Linked DNA regions of Homo sapiens: region 2 is linked to region 1. A link is an interaction called in ENCODE POLR2A ChIA-PET data of the cell type or tissue named here. Cell type or tissue: GM12878. All regions are shown on one strand. Each heading gives the region's core, and the rest is flanking DNA. Links, peaks and the distances in the headings are about the cores only.

Region 1 (2,927 bases), core at 200-2,699:
AAATTATCTGTAGAGACAAGGTCTGCGTATGTTGACCAGGCTGGTCTTGAACTCTTGGGCTCAGCGATCCACCCGCCTTGGTCTCCCAAAGTGCTGGGATTACAGGTTTGAGCCACTGCACCAGCCTAGGGGAAATATCTTTTTTTCTTTTCTTTTTTTTTTTTTAAAGAGAAAATGCCTGTCAAATAAGCCATTGATCATGTGAAAACAGTGAAGAAACTTTTAGCTTACACTTACATACATAAAATATTAGGTAAAATGTTTCACAAAAGTTACAAAAAATTATTGAATTAATAGCTAAGGAGTTTCAGTGGCATGGGAATATTTTATTGTGCAATTTAAGTACTTTATTGAATTCCGTTAGCAATCATGAGTTTATAATAAATGGAAAAAATGGCCCAAAAACACACTGATGATACAACCTTTCTGAAGTGCTAAAATGAACCATTTGATTCTGTTCTATTTTAATGATATAATACCCATTTTTCTTTACTCTTTAATTCAATAGTCAAAGCAATGTTCATTCCTATTAGTTACATTTTTAAACTTTAATTTTTGTTGTAGACAAAAATTAAACATCTAGAAATATGTAAATTCTCTTACTACAACAAACCAGCTTCAAGGTTCTCTAAAATATAACTATCTACCTCTAAGACTCCAAGGCCACATTTCATGGCCAGGAAGTAGAAAGGTATAAAATCTTCAATGGGCTTTCAGTTCATTTTCCCAGTTAAACAGTATTCAGGAAAGAGTTAAACTTTGAAAATGAAACTAATTGTTGGAACATGATCTCTTTGAAACCCACCCAATTGGCCTTGTTCCTTCAATAAACAGATTCTGTTTGGTGGTGGTGAGGTGGCATTTGATATTAGTGAAAATTTGAAATCTTGAGATTTAGGGAGTAGAGAATAGTTGGAACAATCTGCATTATTTTTCTTTTTTCTCCTACAAATCAAAACTGAACTACGGATTTATGAGGAGCTCTCTTAGGCATTCAGGTGAATTTGATTTTCTTGTTCAGTTTCATGGATAGAACTGCACTGTGGTAATACAACAACAGTTTAAGAATATTTGAATAAATAAGTTACTTCAGCAATTGAGCTCCTGAAATTCCAGATCAGCCATTTGTAAAGTAATTTGCTTATAACATTGACAGCAAACTTAATTAGTAAATATTTATTTATTTAACAGATCTAATATGCTTCTTTACAAATGCATTATATTAGAAAGAGAAAGACTTTTATTTAGAGTCTTCTCTACCCAATTTAAAATACGCTCAAAAGATAAGTCCAGGTGATACATTCAGTGGCTGCAAATGCTTAGATTAGTTACTGAATGTATTGCTTGGACTCATCTCACGGATTCTAGAATTATCAGAAATCTGGGAGCAGAGAAAAAATAAGACACGATGTGAAATATAAAGAAATATGAATGGAAAAGACAATTCATTATTTCATAAAATATTAACAGGGATCTCTATTTAAAGAGTTGTTATTTAAGAGGGAACATGAGCAGTAGAGACAGGGGATTTTTAATTTTTTTTTTTTTTTTTTTGCTATGTTGCAGTAACCAGAAGAATCTAAATCGCTTTCCTGTAATGTTTCAAGATTCAGTGTCATATATTTGACTTTAAAGAAAGCACATGTTGCAAAAAAGAAACCAACATGTATTCTATGCTAAGGAATGGAAGGGTTGGTTGGGGCTTTAAGATATGCTTCAGAGAACATTGTGGGTGGGGAGTTTTTAAATGAAGTATCCAACTTGCAAGGCATTCAGAAAATTTTTATCATGACAGTCCCTTGATTTTAGTAACACATGGGATTTTACACTTTCTCTGAGCAATTCAAGTTTCCTTCTCAGAATCTTTTAACTGTTCAGCCTAAATTGTATCATGTCATAAACTGACAATTTTATGGGCTGAAATATAAAACGCTTCCTAAAATACAGTAGAAATATTATTTTAGGAAGGAAAATTTTTAGTAAGATTTGAAAATTCTTATTTAATATTGTACTTTAGCAAAAGACTTTCTAGGTAGGTAAAACAGATTCCAGCGTGGAATGCATCACTTTTTCTTCCGTATTTGGGAGTGTGTATTAAAGCCTTTCTATAGTAGAAGGTAGATAATCAGAGATTGAATTTTGAAATTAAGTAATCAAAATACCTTCTTTTTATGTAATTAAAAATTCAAGTATAGCAAATTGCATTTACTTTAGTAGGTATTTAGAGAAAAACATAGGACACAAAAATAATAATTTGTTTAAAAATGAATTTTAAAAATCTATGCAAAAATAAAAATTATAGAATTTAAGGGCTCTATTCTGGGAAACCTATCATAGCTGGCCATATTAAAGAATATGGATTATGTACTGATTCTCTTCTAAGTAAAATTTTAAAACATACTTAGTATAAACCAGAGTTTTGTTAGATAAAAACCCAGGTTAGTTTAAGAACCTTATAGTGTAACTGAGGTAATTGGACATTTTGAATAATTTTGTTTCCACAGACCTTTATCTTCCTAAAATTTTACTGAAATGAAAGTGCTGTCTTCATTTTTTCAATTTTTTCAAATGTAAATGCATTCTTAAATATTAACTTTAGAAAAGACTATTTGAATTTTACTCATAAATGGAGTTTTGAAAGAACGTGATCTTACAACCATTGGGCATGAGTCAACACGGCTTTTTGATAAATAAATCCCATTAAATGAATTGACTTTCTAAAAGCTGAAATAATCATTATCATAAATGCACCCCCTTCCCACTTCAAGAAAATTAAAAAAAAACCCTGTCTAGACAGAGTTGCTTATATAGTTACGGTTTGATTTTATAATTCCTGGAATATAGTACGAACACCTACTATTTGCTGGGCAGCTATTTTATGTCAGACACTTTTTCAGAAACTTTTCATGGTTTCTCATTTATTTTTC
Region 2 (2,927 bases), core at 246-2,745, 53 kb after region 1:
CTTTTTTATTTTGTACTTAATGGTTTGCTCTGTTATTTCTTTATTTCAATAGACTCAATTTTTTAAGAGCAGTTTTAGGCTCATAGTAAAATAGAGCAGACGATACATAGATTTCCCTTATACCTACCTCCACCCCTGCATAGGCATAATTTCCTTCATTTTCAATATCCTGCACCAGAATGGTACATTTGTTACAACTGATAAACCTTTTTATATTTTGATAAATCTTTTTTAACTTTAGTATTATGAGAGAGCCTCCTACATTTTCTCCTAAAATTTTTAAGGTTTGCTTTTAGTCTTTAATCCATGTGGACTTCCTGTTGGTATATAGAATGAAGAGAAACTTGATTTTCTGATACATTTTAAAATCTACTTCTAAATTACATGGGGCCAGACCATCCTACTAGCAGATTCACCTGTGTCCTCGCTGAAAGATTCAGGATAACAAAGCAGTTCATAACAGGTGTTAGGACAGGAGATTGTGGGTCTATCACTGGACTCTTGGATAGGTCTCAGAAACCAAAGAACAGGCCAGGGTATTACCAAGATTAGTGAGTGGCATGACTTTTCCATGTCAGGGATGTTGGCTGATTAGGCAACAGGGGCATTCAGATTGAAAAGAGATATAGCTGGCCTGTCCTTACAACTGGATATTAGGATCTGTCAAAACAACTGACAAAGCTGCCACCATAGGAGCAACTATGGCAGAACTAACACAGCCAAAGTGTTTTCCAAGCCAGTGTACACAACCTAAAGGAGAATATTTCCTGGGAAAGGTTTCATCCCTGTAAGATCATTAATTTATGCCATGTACACCGTAACATTTTTAAGTTCTTAAAAAATTTTAATGTAGTGGGATGTAGTAGAGAGAGGGAAAAATCATTTTTAATTGTTTGGTTGGAAAAATGAGATTCATATGTATTTCCCCCCCAAAACATAATACAATAAAAGTAATAAATTTTAATAATTTTTTTTTGAGACATAGTCTCACCCTGTCACCCAGGCTAAAGTGCAGTGGCGTGATCTCAGAGCTGGGATTACAGGCGCAAGCCAACAAGTCTGGGTAATTTTTGTGTTTTTAGTAGAGATGGGGTTTCACCATGCTGGCCAGGCTGGTCTCGAATTCCTGGCCTGAAGTGATTTGCCTGCCTCGACCACCCAAAGTGTTGGGATTATAGCATGAGCCACTGTGTCCGGCCCAATTTTAATAATTTGAGCAGGGCTCACAGTTTTTCCTATAAAAATTCTTCCTTATAAGTAAAACAACTACATGGGATTTCATGGCTATTTTGGTATTTATATAACTCTTTAAGGAAAATAAAACTTTAGTTATATATATAAAACCTTGAGTTATATAAATAACTTTGAGTTATATACAGTTATAATGGCATTATGTGCTCTAAAGCAAAATCTCAATGTCCATTGTCTCACTGATCATAATTAAAAAGTATAACCCAGAATCCAGTTTGTAATTTCCAAGATGACTATCACTGTAAGTATTTGAAACACAGTTGATCTTTGTAAAAAAATTTTTTAATGAAAATAATTAGCTGGGAATATCCCACATGTATTCTAAATCCCCCAGTTGGTTTAGGTAATTTTTCTTATTCTTCCACAACACATGGTATTCTTTCTATGAATGACATCAGTTTGGAAATACCCCGTGGTTTTCTGAGTTATAAATGGGTATCTCAGTATGAACTCCTGATTATATTATGATTCATACTTTCACTTCTGTTTTTTCATACTATCATTTTGAAAAAGTGAAAATGAAACTGTGTCTCACTGGCCAAGAGTTCACAAGGGAGATGGAAAAGCAGAGTTTAATGGAATGATTTTTAAAATATTGAAGGATTGTGGTCTGAGAATACTGTAAAAACCATTTCTTAAGGAAAAGCAATGTAGTTGGGATCAAAACAAAAAAAATGCTCTTTGAGAGTTTCTCTGGAACTTTAGAGTGTCTACTGTCAGAGTTTTGCTTCACATAAGAGCATTGATGAAGTAATAATTATTATACTTATAATTATTCAATTATCAAGTATTGATTTCTTCTGGCATTTATTTATTTATTTATTTATTATTTATGACTCTTTAAAAAATTGTTTTTCTTGGTGGAACTAGGTTATGAACCCTAGCATTTTAATTCTAGAATTTGTTCTCTTAAGTATCACACTGTAGTAGCAATTTGATGGTAACACTAAAGAAAGAAAGAAAGAAGAAAAGAAAGGAAGGAAGGTGTGGAAAGTCCCAGAATGACTGCAGGTCTGAGAACATTTATTCAAACTGCAAATTTTCTTAGGGCAGGGGTCACGCTTGCTCTGGCTGTGTTCCCTGCACCTCAGTTCCTGGCACATAGCAACGCCTGACAAATATTTGTTGAATAAATGAGTACAGTAGCTTAAAAGCAAATTTTTGTACTTCATGGTTTTCTGTAGAAAGCCACAAGAAAAAAATTTCATCTGAGGTCTCAGCATTCTAGTAACTGTGAAGTATTAAGACTTGTATGAGTTCCCCTTATGAGAGGCTTAAAGTATTAGTATCATGAGGTATGAGGTTTAAGGCTAGATGCCTAAATGGCGTCTCATTTTTTATTAAGCTGGACTTGTAGCATGGGAACTTTGCCAGGGATTATAACACCTTTATAAACATTAATGTGATTTTAAAAATTGTTAGCTTAGGCCAGGTAAGGTGGTTCACACTGTAATCCCAGCACTTTGGGAGGCTGAGGTGGGCAGATCCCTTGAGCCCAGGAGTTCGAGACAAGCTTGGGTAACATGGCGAAACCCCATCCCTGCAAAAAATACAAAAATTAGCTGGGTGTGATGGTGCACGCCTGTAGTCTCAGGTACTTGGGAGGCTGAGAGGTGAGAGGATTGCTTGGGCCCAGGAGGTGGAGGCTGCAGTGAGCTGTGATTGCACCACTGCAC

Evidence for each region. ChIA-PET counts read pairs that join two places held together with the same protein. Peaks named below come from ENCODE experiments on the same cell type or tissue, not always from the same donor. Only the 100,000 strongest peaks of a DNase experiment are listed, where the experiment ranks them.
Region 2: POLR2A ChIA-PET joins it to region 1 with 6 read pairs; 2 of 35 experiments call an interaction of 5 or more read pairs at or near these places.

Annotation. Positions count from the first base shown.
Region 1 is chr21:25,508,874-25,511,800 of GRCh38, reverse strand. All of the region lies in intron 4 of LOC105372753 (a long non-coding RNA gene), which reads left to right. Among named protein-coding and RNA genes, the nearest start is that of MIR155HG, 52 kb to the left of the region's middle. In GM12878, for the core only: no CTCF peak of the experiment used is centred there; a DNase peak (open chromatin) is centred at 1,723; H3K4me3 peaks cover 1,513 bases; H3K27ac peaks cover 2,500 bases.
Region 2 is chr21:25,456,349-25,459,275 of GRCh38, reverse strand. The region is part of intron 8 of LOC105372753 (a long non-coding RNA gene); the gene reads left to right. Among named protein-coding and RNA genes, the nearest start is that of LINC00158, 26 kb to the right of the region's middle. RefSeq lists a silencer at 955-1,084 and enhancers at 1,564-1,853, 1,205-2,404. In GM12878, for the core only: no CTCF peak of the experiment used is centred there; DNase peaks (open chromatin) are centred at 1,705 and 2,394; H3K27ac peaks cover 2,500 bases.